Linked DNA regions of Homo sapiens: all the other regions are linked to region 3. The links are chromatin loops, found by intact Hi-C in ENCODE. Cell type or tissue: B cell. All regions are shown on one strand. Region 1 holds the start of SPTBN1-AS1 (SPTBN1 antisense RNA 1). Region 2 overlaps SPTBN1 (spectrin beta, non-erythrocytic 1). Region 3 holds the start of LOC105374615 (a long non-coding RNA gene). Region 4 overlaps SPTBN1 (spectrin beta, non-erythrocytic 1). Region 5 overlaps CLHC1 (clathrin heavy chain linker domain containing 1). Region 6 has its middle 61 kb from the start of ACYP2.

Region 1 (5,000 bases), 450 kb after region 3:
TTTGCTTTTATTAACCCAGTTGACCTGCTAATTGGCACACCACATGCCTTTTCTCTAAGTTTTATTTTTTAGTTTGTTTGTTTTGCAACACTTAAGACCATCTACCCTCTTTCCTCTTTGAGTCTCTCTCCTTAGATTTTCATTCTGCAACTCCCTGGCATCTCCACTGGTTTTTCTTCTTTCTCCCAAACCCAGGCCTTCCCCAGGGCTCCATGCTTAGCCCCTTGCCTCTTACTTCCTTTCCTAGATTTAACCCCACAACTATCTCAACTCCCACCTCTGCACTCAGGACTGTATCTTCAGTTTTGAGCTCTAGTTCCACATCCCTGACTGCTCCAGACATGTCACCCAGTGGTATTGCAGGTAACTCAGATTCCACCTGTCTAGAAGGAAATGTGCACTTGTCCCCTGCACCCCTCTAGCCAGATGTAAAACCCTGAGAGTCTTCTTTGTCCCTTTCCTTTGATCCTCCCACATACAGTTAGTTACCAAAGTCCTTTGGATTAATTTTTACGTCAGCCCATTCTTTTTCATTTGATTGCTCCTTTGACCTGGACTGTTGCACTAACCACCCAGTTGACCTTGCTGCCTTCATTTCCTCTCCTTTCTGCCCATTCTTACATACCACTTCCAGATTAATCATCTCTAGAGTCCAGCCCACACCCTCTACTCCCCTGGCTCAAAAGTCTCCAGTGGCTCCAGACCAGGCTTAGTTCTAACTTGCTTTTCGGGGCTTTCCTCCCAGCCTGACGGTTCCTTATCCTCCAGCCAAACTGCAGCACTTGCTGGTGCTGTTTCCTGGGCATCCATGCTTTTACTGTGCTGCTTGAGAGGAGGCTTCTCCCTTGTTCCAGCCTGTTGATGTCTACCTGTGTTTCAAGGTTTGATCAAAATGCCAGTCCCTCCTAGAGTTCTTCCCACCTACCTTTCTCCAAAAGGCAGATGTGTCCTCCTTGTCCTCTGAATTCTTAGAGCTGTCCTCCCCTGGCCCTTACTATATTCTTTTGGTACTTTACTGTTTGCACATTTGTCCCATTTCCTTTGGCTAGCAACACTCCTGGTCACTTCTGAATCTTCTAAAACACCTGGCAGTGTGCCTTGCACACATTAAATACTGTAAATACAGAACAGTAAACACTGAAGAAATAAAGAATGAATACCTCTGGCCTTCCTTTACCTCCTCCCCACTTCTGAACTGGAGGTGGTCAGATGGGCCATCAGGGATCTGTCTTATTCTTCCCTGGTCCCATCACACCAAATGGATTCCCATTTCTTACTTCTTATCCCCGTGGGGTTATTAAACCCTTCCCCAGTGTCCAAACCTTTCTAATACTTGCATGTGTTCACTCTGCCTGGTTCATTCAGTGTTGGCTTCACAGGATTGAGTGTGGCTACGTTCGTCCCAGCTCTACTGCCATCATATTATGTGCAACCTGGTTAATTAAAAATTATTTCATGTACTAACCCATACTAGAGGGAGCTGAAAGGGAGATACTGAGTGGTGACTCCCTTTCTTCATTAAGTGGCCCAATGATTAAAACGTTATAAGTTGGCAAAGCACTTTGTAATCTCATTTTCAGTGCCATAGCTGGACACTTAGAGACTTATCATTTCACCAGTATACTTAGTTGTGAAAAAGGGCTTGTTAAAAAGATCTTCATTGAGACGGTTCCCAATTCAACTTCTCTTGTAGTCTTGATGTGGTGTGTGTGTGTGTGTTTGTGTGTGTGGGCGGGGGGTGATGAAAGGAGGGGTGCATTTTGAAGAATATACTCTTAATTTTGAAAGTATGATAATTTTTAGAACATTTCCACATCATCTCCTCAGTGACCCTGTGGAGGTGGGCATTAATTATTACTCAGTCTGACAGCTGAGGTTTAGAAAGAATCCAGGGTTTCTTCTAAGGTCATAGGGTAATTAAGAGGCTTGGCCAGGACTAGCAACTCAGGTCTTGGGAATCCTAGTCAAGTGCTTTTTCCAAGACCAAGTGTTTTGTAATGCTCTGCCTAGCCTCCCATCAGCATTGTGAATTGGCAGCACTTAGGGGCTTTAAAAAATGTTCTACATCTTAGATGATAAGAAATGTTGTCTTCTTCAGGTTGGGCCTGGCTTTCAAAAGCCAAAGGTTGACATGTGGAAGTATTAAAAACCTAGTTATGTGGCTGGAAGGAGTTGGGGGTTGTTCAGCGTTGAGCAGTTAGCTAGGCTCTGGGTTTAATTCTAAGCCTGGACAGGATGCAGTTACTTCAATTACAAGTGCCCTGGGGACTGAGGTGAACCTGGGGTGGGGGACCACGTCTTTACTACATATTGGGATCCCTGAGGAATGAAATTACCTTCTTCAGTGAGTATTGCTGTAGGGCTCCAAACTGGAAATGCCAAAAGTGTAATTTGTTGTCTGCCTGTTTAGGTAGTGAGGAAAAAGGGGGGACAGGAGGGTGGAGAGAGAGGGGGGAGATCTAGAGTCAATTTCCCAAGAATACATTTTGATCATTCTCTTTTCTATGTGGAAGATTTCATTTTTGGTTGAGATTGGTGGGAGAAGAAGCTGGGAAGGAGAGATTTAAAATTTTGGAGAACCACAAGTTTAGAGGCCTTGTTTTACAAATCAGAGTAGGAATTTGAGGGTAGTTTCGGTTCCCTCATCTCCCCTCCGGATCATAAACAACTCCAGGTCAGGGATCTCGGCGGTGTTTACCTGTGTACCTTTTTCCCACAATGCCTTGCAAATCGGTGCTCCCATAAATCTTCCTTGCGTCGAATTCCTATCATAGGCCCGTGTTATTCCAGGAAACCACCGCCTTCATATCCCCTGATGGCAGCGTAAGTCAGCCGAGATTCTTCACTGAGCCCGAACTTACACCTCCCCTGGCTGTGGCGCTGCACAGCGCCCTGAGAGTGACTTTGTCTGACTTCTTCCCGGTGGCTCGCCGGGCCGCCGCCGCGTGGTTGGCGCCAGCGCACTGGGGCAGTCGCGCGCGCCCAGGTGCGGGCCGCGTTACCTCAGCAGACGCTAGAGAGTGAATGAGCCGCGCGGGCCCGGGACCCTTGGGGCTCTTCACTCTCCAGGCCGTCCCGTGGGCGCGCTAGCCTTTTCAAGTGATAGTAATCGGAGACTTTTCCGTTACATGAGGCTCAACAAAAGATTGTAATTCCAGCAGCTCTGTTTGGGAAGGCACTACCGCGGCGAGTCCAGGGCCCGGCCGGGGGTCGGCGGCTGCCGGGCGGCTGGGGCGACCGCGGACCGTGCGGGACCGGTAGGGGGTCGCGGGCCGGCTAGGCTCCCCCGCGCCCCTCCTCGTGGTATAGCCTGCATTTCTAATACAATGCTGTTATGCTAATCAGGTGACATCACCGCCCAGCACACGGCGAGTGGCTCCTGATAAAATTACAAACCGGCGGCCGCCGCGGGCAGCTGGGAGGAGGTGTGCGCGCTGCGCCCGCGAGCTCCCGGGCTCGGCAACCGTGGCATGCTTAGGATTGGCCATATTTAAAAGTTCTGAAGTAGAACCTGCGCCTCCTCTCTGCTTCTCCCTCCTCCTCAGTAATTTATTTCGAGCTTCCAGGCAAGGGCCACGGAAGAAGGGAAAGCAAGAAATTAGATGCCTGTGTGGTAACTCCTCGCGGAGCTAAGGTGGACTCTCTTGCAGCCAACTTCCCATCAGATCACCCTGCTGGACTTGCAGACCGGAATGGGGCTCGCCTAAGGAGCCGAGCGCTGCGGAGGCTGCTGCGTGTTGGATGGGAGTGGGAGGGGGCTGGAGCGAGATTTCCAGGGCGCAGTCCTCCGGGGCGTTACGCCGGGCATAATGGAATTGCAGAGGACGTCTAGTATCTCCGGGCCGCTGTCGCCGGCGTACACGGGGCAGGTGCCTTACAACTACAACCAGCTGGAAGGCAGATTCAAGCAGCTGCAAGGTAAGCCCCCTCCCAAAGGCCGGGCCTGTCCTGGGTGCCAACGGGGGTTCTTGGAGGCTTTATTTGTGACCCTAATGAAGACGGGCGGCTTCACAGCTCGGCCCCAGACCCTGTGGTTGGCTGCGGGCACCCCATTCACGACTTAGGGAAGGCAGTTGCTCATACTCCACTCCAGAAGAGCTACCATTTGGAGTCCCTGTCTCTCCAGCACCTTTTTGGCTTTCTAGGTTGTCAGATAACTGCTGCACACACATTTTCTTTACTTTTAGCTAACTTTACCTCCTAGTAGATCAGTGCTCATAGACTTATTAGTATGCAGGTATTTGATTCCGGGTCGCCTCTGGCTCCCAGCCCCCAGCCTCTTACCTCTGGGAAGCTTTAAAGGTGTAAAGTGCCGTGCTCAGACCCAGTCCTGTAGAACAATAGCAAAGGGGAGGAGGGAGGGGTCTTTTTGTTCCTAAGCCTTTGGTAAATTACAGTTTTTTATTCAGAAGCTTAATTTTAATTTTTCTGATGTGTTGGGAAGAGCCTTCCCATCTATTTAGTGGGCTATATAATTTCTAATGAAAGCCGGTTATTGTCATTTCAACCCTATGGGTTGGATTAGTTGGATCAATTACAGGTTTCTTGGAGTCTTTTTAAGGCTCAGACAATTGAATGAGTCCAATATTTTACTGAACATATTTTTAGGGAGAGCAGAAGCCTGTGTGTGCACCAGTGTGCTGTTTTCCCTGCGGCCCCTGCACCCCTCAGCTGTCCCTGCCCAGCCAGCAGGCCCTGGCCAGCAGTGTCTCAGAGCTTATACATGAAAAAAGGTTCCTAACTGAAAACAGAACTCCTTCCGTTTGGAAGCCCCTGGAGTCAGTAGTAGGCTGGGAATGGCTCTAGCACTGTAAAAAAGTAGTATTCGAGGACTGTGTGTTTCTTATTTTAACCTCCTCAGTGCTGCAAATGTGGTTCCTGTGAGGAGGAGGAAGGAAGGAAGCCGCTCAGCCCTAGAATGTTTTTCATTGGGAAGAGGGGGGAGGATGTCTTTCATTCATTGGTTTATTTGTCTTGTGAAATAGTTGACAGTAATGACA
Region 2 (5,000 bases), 400 kb after region 3:
TAGGTGTGAGTCACTGTGCCTGGCTGGCTGCGCATTTTAAAGATCTTGATGCTCACTCATACCTGAGCCAGCATAATTAAATCACAGTATCTCCACAGGTGACAGTGATGTGCAGCCAAGAACAGTGTTCCTTTCCAGTCCTCTCTTTATAGACGAGGAAATTGAGGCCCTGAGCAGCTAGATGACTTGTCCAAAGTCCTCTGCTGGGACTGACCCAAATAAGGAATGGCTGATTTCTGGAAGGGATGTCAGATTCTCTGATTACAGATCTCTCGTGATCTTCTCTCGGGGCTCGTGGACTGTCCTGTCAACAGTCAGGCTAGGCAGCTGCAGAGAGCAGGACTCTGGGGTCCCCAGTGAGGAGGAAGCAAAGAGTCCTCATCTTCCTGTCCCCTTTACCCGAGTAGAAATTGCCCTTCCTTATCCCACATGAGCTACCAGAGGCATGATAAACTGCCTCTGGGGCTTTTTGGCTCTTTGGCTCTTTTTTTTTCTTTTTTATTCCTTTAGAAAGAAATAGGTTTGTAATTAGCTAACTAAGACTGACAAATACCAGACCAGTTGCTATATATTACAAAGGAGCTTCTTGAATAGCTGGTCACTTCTGCATATTGTAGAAACCTTCCTTCTCCCTTTTAGGGAACACTACACATTATTTAGGTACAGTGTTAGGGATAACTGATCATTTCTAATGCTGTGTATATCCATTAAGGGTAATTTAAAGCAATTAAATGCTAACCTGGCTGGACAGCCAGGTGTAGGTTTGTGGCATCCAGAAAGAGGAGATGGACTTGGTGGATTCTGAATTGGTCAGTTCCACCTCTTCGTGTTTTGGAGGCTTTGTCTCGTTACTTGCTCACCTTTCTGCTCAGTGCTCCTTGACATGGCGGGTCAGGTTGATGGGAGGTGGTACCTGGATGCCCTTTGCTGGCACTGGGCACTGCACCGGAGAGTTACCACCCCTGCCTGGGGATGGAGCCTCTCTGGGGAGAGGACAGTGCAAAGGTGGGGGACTGGGGAGTTGTGAGAAGTGGGAGCTAGAATATGGAGCAACTAGTGTGTATAGAGACTTCGTGAGAAAAGCTCGATCACGTTTTGGTAAGTATTTGCAGCTCCCTGAAAATTTGTGTTGGGAGGTGATCATTAGCATCTTCTGGAATATTTGCGCTAAAGCAAGACTAGATTAAGGAGCTTTGGTTCATTTCCAGACCTGTCCTGACAGCATCACTCTCCAAATGCTAAACTCTGAGAGAGAGAGTATGTGTATTTTTCTTTTCAGGATGTCAGTCAAATAATTCACTCATTCCTTTCCCCAAACACACTGGCCTTTGAAATGACACCCTACCCCTGCCAATAGTGAGACTGTGGTTCTGATCGGGGAGCTGGCGAGTTTCTGCTTTCTAGCCCCAAAGGCCTCACCCTTGCTCTCATCTGGAAGCTGATGGGAAGGTTTGTTAGTCTTCTCAGGAGCCTGTCACAGGACCTCAGGAACGTAGCCTGTAGTGGGCAGCTGGCATCAATTTAGTGCTGTGGGGATGGCAGGCTGTCAGAGTGGTTGCACTTTACCTGCACGCCCCCCAACCCAGCCCTCTGTGAAGGGTTGGTTTACATCAGGGATGGCTGCTCCTGACATAATTGTCTATTTCCGGCAACAGAGGAAGATACCTTCTGCCATTTAGAGAAGAGAAATAAATATTCACTTCAGAGAATACACTTTGAAGTGGGGCTGTGTGTGCATGGGTGACAGCTCCCTGCCTACTTTTCCTGCAAGGTTCTTGTACATCAGGAAAGGTTAATGGACTTCCCTTGAAGTCAGACAGAGATGTGTTCATGGAAAATCCAAGTGCAAAACCAAGGGCAAACTCTGGCTTTCCTGGGGGTTTTTTTGTTGTTGTTTCTCCTTTTAGAATGGACAGTGAAAGCAAGGTGAAGGGCTTCATTATTCCTCTTTTGTAAAGCCTGTTGAGCAGGAACCTTCTGGAGCTTCTAGATGGAGGTTCCTGGAGATTGTGTGAGTGGTGAGCAGTCTGGTTGAAGAGGGCCAGTGTTTGTTGGCTTTGCCCTCATTGTGTCAGGAATGAGCTCTGCACGGACTCAGAGAGCTAACAGATCAGCTAGGGTACCTCAGAGAAGAATGCACTCGAGGCTACTGCCATGTTCCCTCTGTGGTCATGAGGAAAGGAGAACTACCTGTGTGGCTTGGGGGCTTCCCTGACATAGTAATCACATTGGATTTTACAACTGGGTACATTCTTAGCCTTCAGTTTGGTGATCCCTGTGTTTAAAAAGAAAATCCTTTTGTTGTGTGGAGGTTAATCTGCTGAGCTTATTTTTGGTCATCCATTCTCACCTGCCCCACGACACTGGTCACTGGTGTCTCCATGCTGATATATTATGCTCAGCTTTTTTGCATGCTCCGCATGGAGATATGAACACAATTCTCATGGGAACTTGGCCCATCTTTCAGCACACTATGTCAGCCAGTTGCTGCCTTCCTGTTCATGGAGGACTAGGCGTAGTGTGGGGGTCTCATTGCTCATCTGGTTAGTGGCTTTGCAGTCAGAGCAAGCTGAGGGAACAGTGCCCCCTACCTGTCTGTTCTCCTGCAGGCCCAGTGTGGGAACAAGATGCTCTTCAGAGAAATCTCTTTGACACTGGCTGTCTCACCCAGCACCTACACTCTTGAAAATCTGAGGGCCTTAGCAGAATTTGAAAGTGTCCAAGGGTTAGAAATGAGAAGTCTCCATGAGCATGAAAGCGACCATCCTTGTAGGTCATTATTTTGATCCATGCTCTCATCACTGGTTTCACAAACAGGCCTTTCCTTTCTAGTCTTTGAACATACCAACTCTTTTCGAGTAACACAGCAATATTAAAAACATATACCCATTGCCAAAAAGCAAAACCAACCCACTTCTGGCTGAGAAACTGCTGAATACATAACTATTCATCCCTCAGTAGCTGAGTGTGGTTACAATGAATGGCTTTCCCATATTTTCTTGATGCTTCTAAATGTATGGGTTCACTTTTGGGGGGAATATTTTGGTGCTGTCATAATCTATATATGGAAGATGTTAAGGATATTTCCAGGAACTGCATTAAAACAGCCATAACAAACCATATTCTGCAGCCTTCAGGTGTAGTATTTTGATTGCTTGGTTTGGTTTATCACCAACTACTCTTCTGAGTATCCCCCACACTATATTAGGAATTTGTTACAATATGACTAATGCTGAATATGTGTGCATTGATTTTTAAGTGCACTGGGTGGGACTGACTTGTTCAAATCTCCGTTAAAGCAAATGTCTGATTAGGAGAAAAGTAAGGGAGTAATTTGTTAGGAAAACTACTTTCTGAGGTGCCCCCACCTCCCCTCCTTCCAACCTGAAGAGGCAGAGAGGTTTGTGTAAACAAAGGTCCTGCAAGGCACAGCTGTTTTACATTCTGATGTTCTATGACTTTCTTAAATAAAAACCTTTTGGATTTTCATATCTATTTAGCTAGTAGGAATATTTCCTCCTTTTTCGGAGAATAAAATCCTAGACTTAAGGATATTCCTTGGGTGACTGAGAAGTCATACCAGCCTAAGCAGTACAGCTGGCCCCCTGTATCCATGGCTTCTGCATCTGTGAATTCAACCAACCATGGATAGAAAATATTTGGGAAAAAAAATCCACAAAGTTCGAAAAAGCAGAAGCACGATTTGCTGCTTACTGAGAACTGCATTGAATCCATGTGAGTAAGGTGATGTGTAGGCGTTGTATTAGGAATTATAAGTAATCTTTAGGTGATTTAAAGTATTTGAGAGGATGTGTGTCGGTTTTATACAAATACTACACCATTTTATATAAGGGACCTGAGCGTCCATGGATTTTGGTATTCATAAGAGGTCCTGGAACCAATTGCCCATGGGTAGTGAGGGATGACTGTATTTTCTAATTAAAAGGTTTTTTTTTTAATAAGCAAATGTTTTACTTAGTACCTTATAATATTTTAAAAAGCGTAAAATTCCCAAATAAAGTAATTGGTTTAGTGATAAATATTTCCAGTGGCGTACTTAAAATGAATGTTTTCATCAGAATGCAGAAGCTGTTTTGAGAACTTTTTGCTCATTATTTTCAGTGGGGTTGTGAAATCCAATGAAAACGTGTATAAATGTTTGTAGAAGAATACTTTGTTTATAGAGTGCAAATATTTTCTTGATATGACAACACCCCAAACAAAGAATGGTTACAATTAAAGTAATGGTGATTCAGTTAAACATAGAGCTGGAAAAGCCATTATTTTGAAATATCTTCTGAGCCTCATTGAAGAGAGAGTGTCTTACACACCTTGGGAACCAAGTTTTGCATATTATAGTATTACCACATTGTATTCGATCACAAGAATGGTGTGAATACTTGGTGGTTAAACAAATTATTGATGCTTGTTAGTTGGATGAGATCTTGGAATGCATGCATCCCGGCTTCCCACACAGTACTCAGTTCTTTCTGTAGCTATCCTGTTGAATATATGGAGAGTACAGTATACTTTCAGGCAAGATGGTCATTTAACAGGTCATTATTTAAACATTGTTTCAGTGTGTGCTGTGAAAACAACAACAATAACAACAACAAATCGAATACCTCTCTGCTCTCTGCATTTTTGGAGCGCTCTAGCTGTTAGAAAGTACCTCCTAACCCCTAGCCACTGTGAAGTTGTTGCTCCCTGCCTGCTGGGAAATCTGTGCCAGCTCTCCCAGGAAGGCTCCTGAAGCTGCCTGCACATACCTGCCAGGTGTGTCTCCTGGACTTTTCCCCAGGGGTCCTAGCTCCTGGGCTGGGTCTCCTAGGTGTCTTACAGCCTGGCTGCCCCTTCTGGACACTCTTGGCTTGGTCAGTACCTGGGGTGATTTAACTTGGCGTCTAACAGTGAAGCTTCCTTTAGTTGTATCTTCTGCTGTTGCTTCACATTGAGCTTGCCACGTTTTCCTTGAATTGCTGTCAGTTTTTCTCTCTTCC
Region 3 (5,000 bases):
TAGTCTTATGTTAGTCTGAGTATTCTACACTTGACAAAAATCACTTTGACAATGAGAAAGTATTACATAAAAGTCATTTATCACAATCCCTCAGATCAGCAATCCTCAACCCTGGCTAAACAGTAGAACTACCTGAGAAGCTTTTTAACAACTGCTGATGGCTGGCCCAGCACCATATTAATTACATTAAAATTTCTGGAGATGGGAAGAACACTCCCCAAGTTCCCCAAGTGAACATAATGTGCAACTAGACAAAAAAGGCTGATAGGGGATTGCACAAAAAGTGGGGTCTAGTCAGGTCTTAGAGGATAACTGTGTCCACAGTGTAACACTGTGTTACAAGCTGAGGCATGGGGTATAATTCAGGTATTCCCTTCGAAGCCTACACAATTGTTAGCAAACTATCTAGTGGTCTCTGGAAGATATTTTTGGGGAAATATTCAGATGTTTTTTGAATACTATTTTGTTGAAAACAATTCAGGAAATTTCCCCCCAGGAAAACTTCTGATTTGCAGCATGCAACATAGAGCCTGAGCACTCTTCCCCGGCTTCCCACTGTACTTGGAACAGGAACCAGACTCCACCGTGGCTTCCACAGCCTGGCATGACCTTTCTCCTTGCCTTGACTGAAAGCTGTATTTAATGCCACCATCTCATATTTTATAATGCAGCAGCCACACTGGGCTTCTTTCAGTTTCTCCTACTTGGGAAACTCGAGCTTTCTACATGCTATTCCCTCTGCGTGGATTAAGTTCTCCCACCTTTCTTCTTGGTTTCTTCTTATCCATTCTTCAGCGATCACTTCCCCAGAGACCTTCCCAGACAACCTCTCTAAGCCCTAATCTACCCCCATCTCTAAATTTTTTAAATTTATTTATTTATTTATTTTTGAGGCAGGGTCTCGTTTTATTGCCCAGGCTAGAGTACAGTGGCATGATCATGGCTTACCTCCCTAGCTCAAGTGATTCTCCCACCTCAGCCTCCCAAGTAGCTGGGACTACAGGTGCAGCCTCCCGAGTAGCTGGAACTACAGCCAAACCACCATGTCTGGCTAATTTTTGTATTTTTTGTGGAGAAGGGTTTTGCCATGTTGCCCGGGCTGGTCTCTAACTCCTGGGCTCAAGCGATCCTCCTGCCTCAGGCCCCCAAATTGCTGAGATTACAGGCATGAGCCATTGCGCCTGGACCCTATTAATAAATAAAACATCACCTTCTCCCCAGCACCTACACATGGCACATACTGGGTATTCAGTAAACATCTGTTGAATGAGTGAATGAAAGACTGTTGAAGGCAGTGTGGCAGAGTGGAAAGAACACTGAATTTTTCCGCAAAAGGCCGGATTCTAGATGGGGTTCAATCCTTTAAATGTTCTAAGACTATTTCTTTGTCTTTAAAGTATAGTACCTGTCCTACTTAGTTCTGTACCTGTAAATATAAAATGGAAGTTGGTATATAAAAGTGTCATAATAATCATAAAATGCCACTGCAAATGTAAGTTAATGTACTATTCATGGACTCAAAAGGAAATCACATATAGTCAATCAGCAAAATGTTTTTCAGTGCTGAATTATTGACACTGTACTGCATTCATCACTATTATCAACCTTTTAAAGGTAAGATTTAATTTTTTTAATTTTTAAAATTATTATTATTATTTTATTTGTAGAGATGGGTTGCCCAGGCTGGCCTCAAGTGATCCTCCCGCCTTGGTCTCCCAAAGCACAGAGATTACAGGTGTGAACCACCGTTCCCAGACAAATATCAGATTTTATGAGTAAGGATGAAAAGTAAATAATTCTAGGTGAAATATTTTTATACTGCAAAAAGCTTCCTATGTCCACGTAAAAACCATCTTATTTACTTAACAAGAGATCTCTGAGACACACAGTCTTTATGAAAAGCTAATTTTAAAGGATATAGTAGATGCATATGCTGTCAACATAATGTCTCATATAATAAGAGTTCAACTAACATTTACCAGACAAATTTTTGAGATGGAGTCTTGCTCTTGTTGCCCAGGCTGGAGGCTACAATGGCATGATCTCGGCTCACTGCAACCTCTGCCTCCTGGGTTCAAGCGATTCTCCTGCATCTGCCTCCTGAGTAGCTGGGATTATAGGTGCCTGCCACCAAGCCCGGCTAATTTTTGTATGTTTTAGTAGAGACGGGGTTTCACTGTGTTGGCCAGGCTGGTCTTGAAGTCCTGACCTCGTGATCCGCCCCCCCTCGGCCTCCCAAAGTGTTGGGATTACAAGCGTGAGCCACCATGCCCGGCCAAATTTTGCTTTTCTTATAACATCCATATCTAATTGTAATTCATGGTCAAGATACTTTAATACTTAAGTCATCTGTTGAGTGAAGGGTACTAACAGTAATTAAACAGCCTGTCATTTAGGGGTTTAGCATGCACCTAAAAGTATTTTAGAAGTGTGTCACCGAAATGAAAGACATTTAGGTGGCACTAGCTTCCTGAAGACTGAAAGAGTAACCCTACCCACGGGAACTGCCTTGCCTTGGGTAGATGGTAGGTGGCAGCAACAGACCAGAAATTATGGTTAACTAGAGCGCTAGACATGTTCTTTTTAATGTTATTCTATCATTTTTTTCCAAAATAAAATAATATAGCTGCAAACCAAGTAGATAGTAAAAATAAATAAGCATGATGTGACTAATTTGCATAATACAGGCTACCTAAGCCTTTATTTATTCTATAATCTTTCAACAGCAATTTATTTTTCAACAGCTCTAAGCTTGGTTTTGTTACTATTCTTAGCTTGTTTTTTTTTGTTACAATCTTTATTTCTTCTCTTTGTAAGTGTTGAAAATTTTAATGCTCCTCTATTGACAGAAAGGGATGGCATATTTGAACTTTCATTCTGCCTAACCTTTGTTCTATTCCTGTTGTGAAGATTTTGCCCCAGACATTGCACTGGTCAAGGTTTAGTTACTGAAAAAATAATCCATTCCAGACAGTTTAAACAGAAATTGTTTAACACTGGGCATTAAATGGCTTATGAAGTTGTTGGCAGGGCTAATGAAAGAGGCTCTTGGTCACTCACTCTCAATCTGAGCTTCGTATCACAAGCATCTGGGTTGCTTTTTTAGAATATCAATTCGGGAATCCATTGCTGACATAATGAATCAAAACCTTTGGGCATAAACTCCCCTGGAAATTCAAATGTTGAGATCAGATAGAGATCCACTTTGAGGCTGAAGTTTTAGGATGGACTTTTACTGCAGAACTGGGCCATCAAGGGATCTACTGATCCTGCAATAGGAAACCATTTGCTGAATTGGGAAGTTGTTGCTATAGCTGCTGGATTCAAAACAATGCATCCCCTGCCATCATCAGAAGCTGCCATGCTCTGGAAACTGCCACATCCAAAAAGCTGCCACTCCGGGACCCGCCAAGCTTGCTATGATATTAATTAGTAAAACAGATGTCCTGTGCCCTGCCTCTTGGTGCCCCACAAGCCAGTGAACAGTCAGTTAACAATGGCACAGAATAACTAAACTCCTCCGCGACTGTGCTTATCACAGAACCAGCAGCAGATGGCCCCTGCCTCACTCATACCCTCCCTCCACATCTACAATTTTAATTCTGCTGGTGGAAACTCTATCACATGAGGAATCTTAATTGCAAGAATGTCCAGGGTTTGTAGCTTTAAACTTCCCAGCCCTACAGAAACAGAAAGTCCAGCTAGAAAGAGATTGCAATGGATGTGTGTACCAATCCACTGTTTCACCAAGGACATCATGAAGTAGATGAGTTATTTTAAAGACACGAAGGCCCTTGTTGTCACACTAGCCCAGACCTGCGGGTAAATCTGAGTCAAGCCCTTTCGGGAGTTTAAGTGTGTGTGAACTAAGAAGAAATCAGGACGAATCTCTTCCCCGGATAGGCTCCTTGCTTCCATAGGAAAAGCAAACCTGATACCAGCTGAAGTCCACGCCTGGGGGATATTAGGAAGGGAGGGGTCTGTGTTGCCTACTTTTTGTCTGAGCTGGTGGCTGGCCCTTTTTCCCCCGAGTTGGTGGCTGGCCCTTTTTCGCCTTCCCTGTCTTGTTGTGATAGCTCATAGTCTGGGCACACTCTGTTCAAAATCTGACTTTGCCATTTTTTGCCTCCTTGGTGTGTCCAAGCAGTGGCATCTGTGATTAGTTGCCTCCTGATGTAATATTAACTTTACCTTTTTCTCACTCAATACCTTCAGATGCCTACTTCCTGTTTTCTAAAGGACTCAATGCTAATTATAATGATATTTTCCTTTACTTTTCCTTACTTCTAGATATATTCTTTTGCATTTTATATTATTTCTTCCTCTGGAAATGAACTATTTCTGTAATACATTCTTTTCATTAATAAAGGTTTTAGTATATTTGATTATCTACTTGTTCTTCTTTATGCCAGTTCAGATATGCTTTAGTGCTTTGAAAGTTAACTGTTTGGTCCTATCTATGCCTGAGCATGACTTCAGGGTTGCCTCGAAATTTAAATTATATGCCCACAATTCACAATTGCAAAAATATGGAACCAGCCCAAACGCCCATCAATCAATGAGTAGATAAAGAAAATGTGGTATACATATATATGCACATATACCATGGAATACTACTCAGCCATAAAAAGAAATGAAATAATGGCATTCACAGCAACCTGGATGGAACTGGAAACTATCGTTCTAAGTGAAGTAACCCAGGAATAGAAAACTAAATATCGTATGTTCTCACTGATAAGTGGAAGCTAAGCTATGAGGATGCAAAGGCATAAAAATGACACAGTGGACTTTGGATACTCGGGGGAAAGGGTGGGAGGGGGTGAGGGATAAAAAAACTGCATATTGGGTACAGCGTACACTGCTTGAGGGATGGGTGCACCAAAATCTCAGAAATCACCACTAAAGAACTTATTCATGTAACCAAACATCACATGTTCCCCCAAACCTATTGAGATAAAACATAAATTTAAAAATAAAAAAAATTATATGCCTGTATACTG
Region 4 (5,000 bases), 420 kb after region 3:
GGATGATGTCACCAAGGAAGATTTTGTAGAGTAACAGTAGAGGATGCTGGAAAGTAGCCTGGGGATTATTGTTTCTTCATAAAACAAAAACCTGCAAGTTTATCTGATAACCTGTGCGACTTAGATAATAAATGTGGTATCTTGGGAAGTAAGAGAACAGGTAAAGTATTTTCCCTCTGGGCTGTTCCAGGTATTGACTTTACGAACTTTAATCAATATAGAGGAGAACTAACAGAATACTTACAAAGCCTGGCATGGTAACATTCCAGTTTCTTTCCTAATGGTTATGACCTGTGGTAGCTCATGCCAGAGCTGTAGAAGCCTCTTTACCTCAAAGGTACAGGATGATAATTTCCACATCCATTTCTGCCTTGATCCACCTGTTTGAAGAAATGAATTTAGTGTCTGCTTATTGAAGCAGAAAATAATAAAGCATCTGGAATTTCTGTGCATCTTATGGAAAATTCCAGTTCATAGGATGTAGGATTAGAGAAGAGTAATTTGAGGGGGAGGATCTTGGCTTTTCTACATATTCCTTTTTATACATACACACACCCACACCCTACCCCATGCCACCCCACCCCCCACCCCACAATAGAGAAGAGCAGGGAAAGTAGATAGGCACTTTCCTATCTTTTTGAAACCTAGTCACAAAGAACATGGGCATTACCCTTGTCACACGCAGGGTATTACTGTTTTTATTCATTCAAAAGTTATTTAACGAGCTCCTACTGTGGTGAGCAAGTCCAGTGGAATCCAGGCCCTTGCTCTGCTATTAGAGGGATGAGGGCCTTTCTCTTCAAGGGGAGATTCCCTTTCCTTGTGTCAGCCTTACATAGTCCTTTCTGGGTTTCCTAATGGTGGAACCACCAGGCAGAGTTCCAAGATGGCCAAGCCTTCCTCCCTTCTCTTCCTAAACTTCCCACAGCTATTTAAGAAGTACAGATGACTTCACAGCCCACGGGAGGCATGGCCAATAGCACCTTGAGAAAACCCAGCCCTTTTTAGATAACCTCCTGGGACACCTGTATGTGTGATATAAACTGTCCTCACAGCTGGCCCTAGTCCCATGTGGAAGTGGGTTAGAGGATGATGATGTTTGTAGCATGCTGGAGTTTGGAGTCTCCATGCCATGGGCACACTCTTCCATACTGTTGCCCTCACTCTGACTTCTTCACCCTCACGTCACTCCCTTGCTGCTGTTGAGTGCCTAGAAGGGACCTTTCCATGATGGCTATGGTGGGAGCGAGGGATGTTTTGCCGTGAAATTGCCTTGAAAATAAAATAGTGGGTTCTATCACTGTAAATACTCAGCTTTCTTTGGACAAAGGACATTGTCTTTGAACAGATGGAGAATATTGAAGAAAAAAGATGTCTCTACCATCAAATTCTGGACACTTGAGTGAAACAGTTGAATAAAAAGAACTCAGAGCATTGCTTTTTTTTTGAGACGAGGCTCACTCTGTTGTTTGGGCTGGAGTGCAGTGACACGATCATGGCTCACTGCGGCCTTGACCTCTTGGGCTCAAGTGATCCTCCCACCTCAGCCTCCCAAGTAGCTGGGACTACGGGCACGTGCCACCGTGCCCGGCTAATTTTTATAGAGATAGTGAAGAAGGGTTGGGAGGGTGTCTCACCATCTTGCCCAGGTTGGTCTCAAACTCCTGGGCTCAAGTGATCTGGCCACCGTGGCCTCCCAAATTGTTGAGATTACAGGTGTGAGCCACTGTGCTTGGCATATATTTATTTATTTATTTTGTACACAGACTAGTGGATAATTTGGATACTTTGACTTCCCATTCACCTTTCTGTTTTTTGTTTTTTTCTTTTGAGACAGAGTCTGGCTGTGTCACCCAGGGTGGAGTGCAGTGGCACAGTTATGGTTCACTGCAACCTCCACCTCCCTGGCTCGAGTGGTCCTCCTACCTCAGCCTCCCAAGTAGCTGGAACCACAGGCGCATGCCACCACAGCTGGCTATTTTTTTTTTTTATTTTTGTGGAGATGGGGGTGTCACTGTGTTGTCCAGTCTGGTCTTTAACGCCTGGGCTCAAGTGATCTGCCTCCCTTGGCCTCCCAAAGTGCTGGGATTACAGGCGTGAGCCACCACTCTTGGCCTAACCTTTCCGTTTTAAGGAACAATAGTAGTGTTTTTAAGGAATACCATTAAGAAAGAACATTAGGAAAAAAGGTGCTTTAGTTCTCTGAGTGACTTCTTTTAAGCTTAAGACAAGAATTATCACTTACTTACTAAGTAATCTGTGGGCTGGGCAAGGTAGGCTCGCACCTGTAATCCCAGGACTTTGTGAGGCCAAAGCAAGCAGATTACCCGAGTTCAGGAGTTTGAGACTAGCCTGGCCAACATGGTGAAACCCCATTTCTACTAAAAATACAAAAATTAGTCAGGCATGATAGTGCACACCTGTAATTCCAGCTACTCAGGAGGGTGAGGCAGGAGAATTGCTTGAACCTGGGAGGTGGAGGTTGTAGTGAGCTGAGATCATGCCACTGCACTCCAGCCTGGGTGACAGAGCGAGACTCTGTCTCAAAAAGAAAGAAAGAAAGAGAGAGAGAAAGAGAGAGAGAGAGAGAGAGGAGAGAGAGAGAGAGAGAGAGAAAGAAAGAAAGGAAAGAAAGAAAGAAAGAAAGAAATCTGTGGAAAGCAGTTGTTGGTTCAGTGATAGAAAGAGAGATTCGCAGGTGGGGGCAGGGCAGGGGCCAGGCTGGGCTTCTGCAGGAGTCAGGTGCGGTGGATGTTGCAGCGCAGGTATAGCAGCCCTGGGGGTTTCTTCTCATTGGTCAGCAGGTGGCACCAAATAGCTAAAACTTATCTGGGGAGAGGCATGCCTTGCTTGGGTTTTACCTTGGGTTGGGTTGGATTAAATTTTACTTTCTGTACTTTCAGAATTTGGGATTAATAGCACTTTCACATTTTCTCCCTAGAGATAGAATCCTCCAAGTTTGAATTTTATAAAAGTCTCTGATATTGATAATAGTCATGAAAGTTAACTATATTCAAGATCAGATGATTGCATGACATTATTAATTTTCATTTTTTGGAAGGGTTTATGACTTTGAATGTTAAATGCCACTGTAAGATCATTCAATGGAATATACTTACTCGATTAGATTTCTGAAGTTTTTGTGTTTTTATGAAATCCCATAAATAAATTGCTAACGTAGGTGTGAAAATTAATACACCCGTGAATGTACTTAATTGAGATTGAGTATGTCTCTCTGATGAGAATCCAGGATTTTACTTCCATTCAGGATTTTTCTATTAGAGCAGAGATGGGTGACAGTTTGAGTCACAGATGTTGTGGCTCAGTGGTAAAGTGGATTCAGTGCTTCTTCCTCAGGAACATGTGGGGTGTGTTGGCTGTGTTCTTGGATAGCATGTGAGAAAACAGCCATGACAAAAGAGCAGGCAGTTGTGTGCTGGTACCACCCAAGAGCCTACTGTTTATTTAAGGTGCAGTTAATTTGTTTCAGCTTATTTACTATGGAAACTTGGTTGCATGTGGCATGTGTGGTTATGTGCTGGAACTTTTAAAAAGCTGCATTTCAAGCACGATAAATGTTTCTTTTCTACATATATGGGTTTGTTTATTTTTTGTGTGGTGGCATATGTGAGGGGGAAGAATCATCTCTTGAATGATCCTTCTGTGTTGCTGAGTGGTGTCTGGTTTGGTTAGCACGCAGGCTGTGGTGAGGAGGCCTGCTGACTCTGGCCTAGGTGCACATCTTGGTGCACACTGAACAAGGCTTTCACTAAGTGAGCATCCAGCTACAAAAACCTGACAATAAATTTTTGAGTTTTAAGATGTTGATAACAGCCGGGCATGGTGGCTCACGCCTGTAATCCCAGCACTTTGGGAGGCCAAGGTGGGCAGATCACAAGGTCTAGGAGTTCGAGACCAGCCTGGCCAATATAGTGAAACCCCGTCTCTACCAAAAATACAGAAATTAGCTGGGCATGGTGGCTCGCGCCTGTAGTCCCAGCTACTCGGGAGGCTGAGGCAGAAGAATTGCTTGAACCCAGGAGGCGGAGGCTGCAGTGAGCCGAGATGGTGCCACTGCACTCCAGCCTGGGTGACAGAGCGAAACTCCATCTCAAAAAAAAAAATGTTGATAATTTATTTTTTTTCTTGGGATAGCTTCATACCACTTTAAAAGGGGTGTTGTCTTTTCACTCCTTTCTTCCTACATTTGCAGATTAACAACTTACTTAGATAGCTTCATATGCCTGACTGAGCCTGTTTCCCCCCAGTGAAATTTAAAATATGCGGGAATTTAACCACATTTAACCACACCCATAGGCATCAGGCATAGCACTAGCTCAGTTTCTCAATGTCTCGGGTCTAGTCAGTCCTTCACCAGGCCCTGTCAGTTCTCCCTCCAAAGCACATCCACCTCTAAGCACATCCACCTCTTAACCATCCCCGCTTCTCCACCCAGAGCTGCACCGCCATCATTTCTGGAGTAGCCTCCCAAGTGGCCCCTGCTTCCATTATTGCCGCCTAGAATCTGTTTTCCACACAGCCCTGGGAAGAATATTTTACAAATACACTCAAGGGTGGTGTCGGTTATTAGCTTAAAATCCTGCAGTTGCTTCCCGCCACACTTGGGCTCGCCCACCTCCCTCCCTAACCTTGTCTCCGAGTCTCTCCCGCTGCCCACTAGACTCAGCCACATTGAACTTGCCGTTCCTCCTGCATGCTATGCTGCTTCCTTTGCCTGAAACACTATTATTCTTGATCTGTGCGTGACTCATTCCTCTTGACATTGAGTTCTCAGTTTCAGGACCCACTCGAGAGGCCTTCCCTGATCACCAGATCTAAAAATAGTCACATGACTCTGCTGTCATTTTTTTTTATTTAAACTATCTTGCCTTTTCTTGTGTGCTTTTTGTCCAGCTCCTACCACTAGGATATAAGCTTCCCTAGAGCCAGGTCCTTATTGCGTTCATTTTTATCCCTAGCATCTGGTCCAGCACAGAGTA
Region 5 (5,000 bases), 1.1 Mb after region 3:
GTGCAAAACAGGTATTCGGTAGATGTTGTTGATGCTGATGTTGAATTGTAGTATTTGAAATTTAGGCTGAAGGTCAAGAAGCATTGGGAAATAATTTGTACCTTTTCAGAATTACTGAATTTTAGAGTTGGAAATGACAAGAGGAGGTATCTAGTCAAAATAAATTTATCTTAAGCATGAGGAAAAGGACACATAGCTAGACAGTGGTGGGGCTGGTCTAGAATGCAGGTTTCTGTGCTGAGGCCCAGATTATACCTCCTTCAGTGTAGCTTACATGGAGGCTCTTATAGCTTCAAAGCCCTCTGTAGCTCACAACTCAATTCTTTCTCCTTCCTCATTTAACTTTGTAATCTTGCTCTTCCTCCCAACTCCATTTTCCATCACCAGGCATTTTAATTTATATTCACTTGACAACTTTTACTTTCCTTGGGAAAGCTGCCAAAGGCAATGCTAACTGAGAAGGAGTAATAATGAGAAAAGGAAAAACAAGGCAAAATTAGAATAACAACAACAACCGCTGTTTAAGCTTTCTCTAGATTTATATACCTACTTTATCCTCCTGGCTTTCATGAAGACATTTTTTTTTCTAAGCTCTGTCAATGGACACATAATAGCTTTCTATCAATCATATAGGTCTCAAAGGAAAAAAAAAAAAAAAAAGGTTTTAAGCCGTTGGCACACAAAGAACCAGTGCTGCCGAAATACCTCTCCCTTTCCATTCCTTTTTTCCATCCTTTATCTGCTCTTTTCAACAGCCTGTATGAAGGCCAAAAATCAAAATATTATTTTGATAAGGCTTTTAGTAATAAATTGCTTTTTAAACTATGCACATGTATTACTTTAAAAATGCTACGTTTTAGAAAGCTGAATTATAATTATCCAGTATTCTATTTAGCACCAAATGGAAAAATTAAAAACTCAGCTTGAATGCTTCTGAATTTATAAGATAAGCCAGGCAACCCTAATACAAGTGTGGACAGATAACTTAATCTCAGCAATAAGTTGTACCAATATATCAAATACTTTAAAGAAGGATAAACATATAAATACAAATGAGTAGACATATGGGATTTAGTAAGTACAAACTAAGTAGAGAAATGTGTGTTTCTGGGGCCGATTACAAAGGAATTACAGCTATCTTTTCCTAAGTTCCTCTATCATGTTATACACTTACACTACACATACATTATCACTAATCCTCACAACAAGCCTAAGGAAGACTGCCCATATTTTATAAGTGAGTAAGAGGTAGGACCAGAATTTTAATATGAAGCTGTCTGACTCCCCGTTCATCTTCTTTCCACTATAACATAAAAATACATATTCAATTTAAATTTAGGATGGGAAAAGTTATGCTCTTTGCTCTTATTCTAATAGCAGATCATTTTCATTTTTTACTTGAAATTTTTTTTTCTTTTTTTAATAACAGAGACGGGATCTCACTGTGTTACCTAGCTGGTCTCAAACTCCTGGGCTCAAGCGATCCTCCTGCCTCGACCTCCCAAAGTGCTGGGATTACAGACATGAGCTACCTTGCCCAGCCAGCAGCTCATTTTAACCATGTTCCATGGTCAAGGATGACATTTAGCTAGTAAGCTCTGGTGTGGCATAAGGGCTAAAGGCTGTTCTGATTAATTAGGTATCTGTTCTGCTTGATTTGTGCCCATGCCATACTAATCATTAAATATTTTTAATATTACACCTGTCCATGGCACAGAACTTTCAGAGTTTTCAATCAAATACTTATTCAGACACTTGAAATAATCCAAAACCACTTCTTATGACATATTTTCCATACCTATAGGTATCACAGGTCTACTTCTATGCAAAATTCGACTGGTCTTCTCTCTAAGTAATAACATGCCAAGAGTCCCAGCTTTTATACTAGAAGCCTAAGCTTTGCCATATTTATATATATCAAAGCATGGGGCGCATCTTTAAATCAGCAGTACAAAATTACTATACTCTAGGTTTTTGCCAGCAAGTCCAACCTTGAAATGATTTCCTGCTTTTCTGGTCAAGTCAGGCTTGTAGCATTTCATGTTTGGGAAGACAGTCTAACACACAGGATACTACCCACACCTTCCTCAGTTCTTGCTATCATATTACATCACCAGAAAGTAATATATCTGGACATTAGCTTATGTCCTTAGATAAAAATGCCCTACACTGTTTCACACAAAGTTATAATCTTGGATTTTATCAAGATTCAATATAAGAAATGACCATATGGGGAAAAGGAAGCAATAGTATAAATATTTCAAAGACAAATCTAAATGTCATCATAACAAAAGTGTGATTTATTTCTGAGATCTTCTTACTCTAGATTTATTTATAAGTTAGTTACGTTAAAATCAGTTTTTCCCAACCAGCATACATAAGGTGTTGTACAAGCTCCCTCAGCTGGTTAAGATATAGAACTACCAAAACACATGTTCCATTAGGTTGACTGCGTCATCCTCTTCAGAAATTTCTGTAACTGCAGCCTGAGATCGAAGAATAGACGTGATGTCATTAGATAATTTGTCAAAGCCATTCTGTGAACATATATTTGCCACTTCTTGCCACTTTTCTATGGAGCAAAAGGAATCATTTATCATAAGACTTTCTACTGCATCTGTGGGGAAAAAATACAATATTATAGTATGGCACTTATTTGATAATCTATACTTTAGTGATTCTTCAAAAATAGAAAAGGACATAATTTCAACTCAGTTACTGTTAAACTCTACCTGATTCCCCTAAGATTAATGATATAACATGCAGTGCTCAGTCAAGCTCATGGTAAGTACTCGTGTTAGTTCCTTCTCCTCCTCCCTTATCATTAACCTCTTCATGTCTCAATTCAACCCTCTACCACTTCTCACATTTCACATCTCCACTCATCTCCTTCTTGTTAAGGCAGCAGATGTTGAAGGCTATAAGGCAGGAGCTCAGAAAGTGATGAATGTGGGCTCATCCTTATTCACAGAGTCTATAAGGCACCACTAGAAACTATGAAATAACTGTAAACCTATAGGTCAAGTTTTCATGATTTCAAACACTTATATAAATGCCTTAGTGGAGCTAACCCAAGGACTGAAGAAACTCTTTGACAAACTCTTTATCCTGTCTCTAGCTGGAGAACTCTTAATGATGGGGCTTCTATAACAAATATTTTTCTTAAGGAAATAAAATCATTTTGTTTGTTAAAGAAATTTAATATTATTTACTTTTAAAAATATCTTAGTGATCTATCAATTTATGGAACTCATTTCTTATCTATTACCTGCATTACTTATGGTACTTCATAAAAGAGGATCACTTTTTAGAATACTGTCATCACTATAATTTTATTTCTACCATAATTATTATTTTTATATGAAAATATTTTAGTTGATATCTGTAATGATAATTTCAAAATATAAAGTTATCTTCCAAAATATGTTTTCAAGTAATTTAAAATGAAGTTGTCTGTTCAACTTCCTATATTAAATTAATGAAAAGAAAATAAAAGTGAGTTTTAATTATTCTCTCTCTCATTTTTTTTGAGGCAGTGTCTCACCCAGGCTGGAGTGCAGTGGCACAGTCACGGCTCACTGTAGCCTTGAGCTCCCTGGGCTCAGGCGATCCTTCCACCTCATCCTCTCAAGTAGCTGGGACTACAGGTGCATGCCACATGTGGCTAATTTTGGTATCTTTTTCATAGAGACACGGTTTTGCCATGTTGCCCTGGCTGGTCTTGAACTCCTGAGCTCAAGCGATCCACCCGCCTCAGCCCCCCAAAGTGCTGGGATTACAGGGGTGAGCCACTGCACCCAGCCTAATTAGTTATTCTCTAATTCACAGCAGAGTTAGGTTCAGAGTGAATAACATATGTAAATACACATACATTTGGTTTAGGAATTAAAACATATAGTTTATATCTACATAACATTTAAAATACATATAAAAGCTAAATATACACATATGTCAATATATACAAAGTTTTTAGTGTTAGTGATCATAATTATTGTAATATTCCCCTCAAGCTTCATAAAGATACTCCCTTCATTCTAATTCTCTCAAGAAATATATCCTATTACCAATAGATTATTATTTACATGGCAATCTTTACATTTATAAACTCCTAAAGTTAACTCTTGCTAAGAAGGAACTCTTAGGGAAATTTGAGTTAACTCATGCATAACCATCTTGAACCTCTCCCTAGATAACCCACTACTATTTCTCCCACAACATTTTATTCTACTTACCTATCCCACCTTTATTGATTTCTTGAAGTAGCTTAATGCCAACTTTTTTCATGTCTGCAGAGAACAGATGAAGTATAGCAAGACCAAAAGATAAAGATGGTTGTTTCTCATTCAACTCTTTAGTGAGACACTGAATTAATTCAACTTGGGGACATGACATTAATAGCTGCAACAGGTCATCTGAAGGCAAAAATGAAAAAGTTTATCTCAATGTCCTAATATCATAAATCAACTAGAAACTAGGACTAGCTAATGTCTATACCTGCCAATCAACAGTTTTTCTAATCCTTTCAAAGCCCTCAATGACCCACTCCAACCTAAACTCAACGGTACTATCCCCTAGCCCCCGTCAAAAAAAATCATGCTCAGCATAGCAAAAAACAAAGGAAAACTACCCATAAGAGTATCCAAAACATAATCAAATAATTATAATGAAAAAAATGTGGTATAATAAAAATACAGATTGGCTACTAGGAAACCTGAATTCTAATCATAGCTCCATCAGTCACTTACTCTTTTGGAACTCAGTTTTCACATCTGAAAAGTGTAGTATTAGAGGTCTCCATCTAATACTACAGTTTGTTTGTCTATATCTTGTTGCTCATATTTGGACCAAATTCTGGTGAGTATAATGTCTTTCTTTCTGTGCCTTGCACAGAAAAAGCAACTCAGTAATTTTTTTCCTAAAACTATCAAGCATTTAGAAATTCAAAAATGAAAACTTTAAGAAGCCAGTAGCTATTTCAAGTAGCCAGAGGTGGAACCATA
Region 6 (5,000 bases), 52 kb before region 3:
TGTAATTTTTCATCTTCAGTTGTCTCTGTTGCAGCTTATAAGAAACAATTGCTCTGTTAACGTAATATTACACTGTAATTGCAAAAAAAAGTCGCAGCTGTTCTGTTGACAGTCTGAATGCTTTTAAGTAAATACAATTTTAAAAATGAGTATTGTCCTTAAACAAAAAAAAAGAGCTGTGCAATACTCTATCTGCCACCAGAGGACTTCACTTACATCTGTGCCACCTTCAAGAAAGGCAATAGATTTCTGAGGTTTCCAATTGAAAATGGCTGGAAGGGCTCTGTTAGAAAAATCAGTCATTGGGAAGTTGATGGAAGTAGGTGGCCCATGAGGACAAGATACACTCTAGTGAACAGGAAAGAAAGCAACTAACTGGGGAGGTCTGATTGTATGGAGTGCTTTCCCCAGAGGGAGAATGTGCCAGTTATCAATTTATTGCCTCTCAGCTCCCTTCACTGACTCATCTATTAAAACATATCTGGGCCCTGTAATTAGTTTTTACTTTTACTAGCTGGCACAATGTTTCATCAGTAGAGGGTGCTGGAGAGAGGCATTGAAGAAAAAAGGTGTTTTCCTCCCTGGTCCTGATGGCTTGTTGGCTGGACCCCTGAAGAGCATGTTTTTAACTTCACTGTTGGCTCAGTATAAGTGCCTACAGGGCATTGCTTTTGCTGTGTGCCTTCTTCAGCTCTTTTCTTGACTGGCAGAGTGCGGTTAGGAGACCCGGACAGCATGGCTTTCACCCTGTCCTATATTGCTGCTCTGCATAGGCATGCTGGGGGCCCCATAGGGCTGGCTGTCTAGTGAACTGAATGCCCAGCCTTCATCCACTAGCTCAGACTACTCTAGCCCAAGTCATATGCAGAGGTGCACTCGGTTGCTGTGGAAGGCCTCCCCAGCTCTCAGTCCCACCAGCACCCTCAGTGGCAGCCCAACTCACTCTGCACACCCACCCATCAAGTTCAGCTTTCCTGGGTCCTAGATATCCTGACACAGACACTGTGTGTTCCAGGCCTCACACCTACAGTGGCTCTGTGACTCTCTCTGTACCAGTCCCCCTGTGTACACCCAGCTTGCCCACCGGCTCTGACTTGCCTGCCCCAAAGGGTTACTTCTTTCCTGGCAACTCTTAGCCATCTCTGGGCTGTGCAACTTAGGAACTCCTCTGCCACCAAGTAGATTGTGACCACACCTTCTTCAATGAGCTCTGATCCCTTCCTCCAAGTTTGTCCTTTTTTGGAACTTTCCCTCAGTCCTACAGCAGTGTTTAGAGCTTTCATTCTATCTTTAGAGTCACTCTCCTATCTTTCTTTACTCAGTAATTCTTTATATTAAACATCCCTGTTTAAATTACTATGTGGTTTTTGCTCTTGATTAGACCCTAACTAATTAAAGTTTACTCTCACTGGGAGAGGGCAACAGGTGTTCTGGTCTTTCATTAAATCTCATTTCAAGAAAGGGAAGAAAGCAATTTCCTGTCAAGAAACTTGATGTTGATACTGGCACAGACTCTCTGGGTAGAGGATGGAATTGGTATAAAAACCCTAACCAGTAACTCAGGCCCTAGGCCCAGATCCTGGCTTATATTCAAGTACAGTTTCGAGATAGGGATTTTCCTGTACAATGAAAGAACAGCTTCTGAGTGCCTATCATAACCCAGAGCTGGTAAGGGTTTAAGACGTTTGCTAGACTTCTGCCTACAATGGAATAAGATAACTTATTCTGGGAACATTATTAGTTACAGTGAGATGTAAAATTCACCTTCTTTTCATTGAGGTGGCACTTAAAAATAGCATAAGAGACAGATAGTTTCTAGATTAGGTATAATGTGCTAATAATGTAAAAAAGGTTCTTCTTTTGCTTCTTTCTCTTTCTTGCCAACGATGCATTTCTAAGTTTCTCTTTTAAAGAAAATTTCCTGGGTCTGAAAAGGAAGTTCGAAGTCCTTGTGATATTCTGCTGACAGATTGATCTTGTTTTGATTTTCTTGAATGTTCTGTTCTCCTCTTCTGCAAACAATGGGTCATTTTTGTCTCTCGATTTTACTTAGCTGTGGTTTGAAGTCTTCTTAACATAACAGTACTGTGTGTTAACCATGCTATAATTAAAGAGTGAAGCTGAGGTTCTCCAGTGCTCCTTAAAGATTTCCTGGGTTAACTCTACCACAACTATACATCTCTGATAATGATATCTGCAGTCTTGTTCATAAAATAAGATGCATTACCAAGGTGAGATGATTGCCCACAATCATATATCTAAAGAAGGAACATATAACTCATCTGAATACAAGAGACTTCCTTCTAAAGGATTTGACATATCTCCCATTGTTTTCCCATGTTTGTCCTCATAGAAATCTAATGAGGTAGATATTACTTTAGAGATAAGAAAGCCAGGCTAAATAAATTAGGGAGATTTCTCCAAGAAGTTTCAGTAGTAGTGTGCAGACTAGAAGTTGTATTTTAATTCTCTGGCTTTACGTAAATATTTACTTACTAACTTTTCCTCATATAAAAAAGAGCTGGCTATGCAACAACTGGTTTTTCTTTTTCTTTTTTTCTTTTTTTAGACAGAGTCTCGCTCTGTCAACCGGGCTAGAGTGCAGTGGTGTGATCTTAGCTCACTGCACCCTCCACCTCCCGGGTTCAAGCAATTCTCCTGCCTCAGCCTCCCAAGTAGCTGGGACTACAGGTGTGCACCACCACACCTAGCTAATTTTTGTATTTTTAGTAGAGATGGGGTTTCACCATGTTGGCCAAGCTGGTCTAGAACTCCTGACCTCAGAGATCCACCTGCCTTGGCCACCCAAAGTGCTGGGATTACAGGCACCCAGCCTGGTTTTTCTTAAATGAGATAATTTCTTCCTTTTTTCCTAAATCATGTGTCAGGAATAATAAAATTATTATTTATAGTAATTCCATTACTCACAGTAATAATTGTGATAATAATGTAAACAATTTGTATTTATATAGCATTCTATTATTCACAAAGCATTTTGACATATATTGTCCAATTTCATTCCTACAAAAATCCTTGTGAGGTAGATAGAAAAAGTATTATTTTCCTATTTTACAAATAGAAAATAGAGGCTCAGAGAAGTTAATCGAATTTCTTAATAGCATATATTTAGGACGTGATGGTGGAGATTGAATTTCATCCTAAATCTAACTCTAAAACCTGTCCTATGACACCCTCCATATACTACATAATAGCCAAAGACATATTAAGCCTATCTGCTGTTCAACAAATTACATGCACCCAGAGGTCCAATTTGGCAGAGAGAACAATGCATCTAAGTGTTCAGTTATGAATTGAATTCTGAAGTTAGAGAAATATTTGACACATATTGAAATTGTGTATTCTGTAACATGTGTTGTGATAAACACAGAGTCTAATAATGTGTAGTACTGTCAGATATAGTACCTCCATAGACATACTGTAATATAGTAGTACTGTCAGATATAGTACCCCCATAGGCATACTGTAAATAGATTTCTTTCACTCCATGGAAACCTAAGCTCAGAGAAGTTAAATAAATTATTTGCACCAGGCTCCTATGATTTCAAAATGCTGCTTTTTCTGGATTAATGTAGTTAATTTCAAAAAAGATGTCCATATAGAAAAGGTTCTCCAGGGAGTAGAGAAAAAGAGCTGGTTGTCTTCCACCAGCTTGAGGAGGATTCATGAGTGGAACCAGGCACTGGTGGAACTAATCAGGGTGTCACCCAAGCAGGACACCCTAAGTTTATCTGCTTATCTACTGAACTGATAGGCAGCAAAGAAGATATCACCATTCACGGCCTGGTGACATGGGCAGTTTCTGACATATTTGCCCATCGTCCAGGATACAATTCAAATAAAATCATATGTTCTTTCCACAGGTTGTCAACATCCCTTGACTGATTTAGGTTTGATCATATCCATTGGCAAGGGCACATGCTCACTGAGTTTAACAGAAGCATAATACCCTGTACTGCTTTTATTTCCATTTCTTTTTTAAAGATATTTTTGCTCAGAATGTGCAGTTGAATTCTAGATGGTAAAATAAGTATCAAATGGAACCTCTTTGTATTCTTTAAATGAATGATATCTTTCTTTGCATTTATAATGATGTATATTTTCAATCATGACACATTCTGGATTTTCTAAGATAGTTCTGTTTTCAAATTATTTATTTTTCCCATGGAAGGGCTTATCTTGGTCCAGATTTTTTATTCAGAAAATAGTAACTATATTGCATGTTGTGTATGTCATCTGTATTTTATTTGCCATTTGTCACCTGTACTTTAATAGCTTTCTACTATATTACCTGTTGATTCCTATATTAAGAATATAATGAATTTTCTGTAAATCTAAAATCAGAAAAAAATACTTTTAAAAAGAACTTAAAGGAACTTAATTATTTGTGTAAGACAAATGCTTTTTATTTCATTTATTCATTATATATGTTTAATATATCTAACTGATATGACAAATAGTTTATCAATATCTTGCTCACACCAAAACATTAATTCCATTTGCAAAACTATGTGAAAATTATAGCTATTATCCCAATAATTCAGATAAAATAGCTTTCTAGTGTGTTTTCCCTTTCAATATTTGGGTTGATAGGGAAGGGATATGAATTTTGACTTGAACCATAAATTAGATTGTCTAGATTGACTGATTTCATGACATAACTATGCAACCTGCCCTTGGGGTTTCTTGGTGATGAACTTTTTCTTACTGTTCTCACATATTTTGTTTCCAGCTATAAATTCATACAATTATCAGAGTTTGGTTTTGGTCAAGTCATAATTGTGAGTGAAGAACCATGGAAGGAGAACATTTCTTGCTCATCAACTACTTTCATAAAATCAACAATTTGCTTAAGTAAGTCTTCAAAATAAATACTGATTTTAATGAATATCTACCTTTTACAGTTCATCAGAACATTTTGGTATATAAAATTAGCCTCAGGATGGCAGAACTTATCTGTTAGAGACATTTTGAGGGAAAAA

What was found. Peaks named below come from ENCODE experiments on the same cell type or tissue, not always from the same donor. Only the 100,000 strongest peaks of a DNase experiment are listed, where the experiment ranks them.
Region 1: a loop joins it to region 3, with 4 times the contacts of the local background. A loop is called at or near these places in 4 of 110 quality-filtered maps.
Region 2: it touches region 3 in a loop (27-fold over the local background); 22 of 110 quality-filtered maps call a loop at or near these places.
Region 4: it touches region 3 in a loop (13-fold over the local background); 17 of 110 quality-filtered maps call a loop at or near these places.
Region 5: a loop joins it to region 3, with 4 times the contacts of the local background. A loop is called at or near these places in 13 of 110 quality-filtered maps.
Region 6: a loop joins it to region 3, with 2.4 times the contacts of the local background. A loop is called at or near these places in 2 of 110 quality-filtered maps.

What each region holds. Positions count from the first base shown.
Region 1 is chr2:54,554,970-54,559,969 of GRCh38, forward strand. The region is part of intron 2 of SPTBN1 (spectrin beta, non-erythrocytic 1); the gene reads left to right. SPTBN1-AS1 (SPTBN1 antisense RNA 1) reads right to left here and starts at 3,736. Exons shown (of 4, transcript NR_185881.1): 1 at 2,699-3,736. RefSeq lists a silencer at 3,134-3,273. In B cell, a CTCF peak has its summit at 3,020; DNase peaks (open chromatin) are centred at 2,962, 3,362 and 3,942; H3K4me3 peaks cover 2,898 bases; H3K27ac peaks cover 3,488 bases.
Region 2 is chr2:54,500,813-54,505,812 of GRCh38, forward strand. All of the region lies in intron 1 of SPTBN1 (spectrin beta, non-erythrocytic 1), which reads left to right. It also overlaps the pseudogene C9orf85P1. Among named protein-coding and RNA genes, the nearest start is that of SPTBN1, 47 kb to the left of the region's middle. In B cell, CTCF peaks have their summits at 2,492 and 2,696; a DNase peak (open chromatin) is centred at 2,579.
Region 3 is chr2:54,104,607-54,109,606 of GRCh38, forward strand. It overlaps LOC105374615 (a long non-coding RNA gene), which reads left to right and starts at 1,697. Exons shown (of 2, transcript XR_940093.1): 1 at 1,697-1,735; 2 at 3,107-4,385. It also overlaps a transcript of ACYP2 not described here. In B cell, CTCF peaks have their summits at 2,532 and 2,733; a DNase peak (open chromatin) is centred at 2,515; H3K27ac peaks cover 736 bases.
Region 4 is chr2:54,520,086-54,525,085 of GRCh38, forward strand. The region is part of intron 1 of SPTBN1 (spectrin beta, non-erythrocytic 1); the gene reads left to right. It overlaps SPTBN1-AS1 (SPTBN1 antisense RNA 1), which reads right to left. Exons shown (of 4, transcript NR_185881.1): 4 at 1-380. It also overlaps the pseudogene C9orf85P1. Among named protein-coding and RNA genes, the nearest start is that of SPTBN1-AS1, 36 kb to the right of the region's middle. RefSeq lists an enhancer at 4,635-4,804. In B cell, CTCF peaks have their summits at 2,815 (motif pointing right) and 3,014; a DNase peak (open chromatin) is centred at 2,796.
Region 5 is chr2:55,173,370-55,178,369 of GRCh38, forward strand. It overlaps CLHC1 (clathrin heavy chain linker domain containing 1), which reads right to left. Exons shown (of 13, transcript NM_152385.4): 12 at 4,233-4,412; 13 at 1-2,617. The coding sequence ends at 2,421. Among named protein-coding and RNA genes, the nearest start is that of CLHC1, 56 kb to the right of the region's middle. In B cell, a CTCF peak has its summit at 2,406 (motif pointing left); a DNase peak (open chromatin) is centred at 2,412; H3K4me3 peaks cover 344 bases.
Region 6 is chr2:54,052,489-54,057,488 of GRCh38, forward strand. It overlaps a transcript of ACYP2 not described here. Among named protein-coding and RNA genes, the nearest start is that of ACYP2, 61 kb to the right of the region's middle. In B cell, no CTCF peak of the experiment used is centred here; no DNase peak of the experiment used is centred here; H3K4me3 peaks cover 1,145 bases; H3K27ac peaks cover 2,175 bases.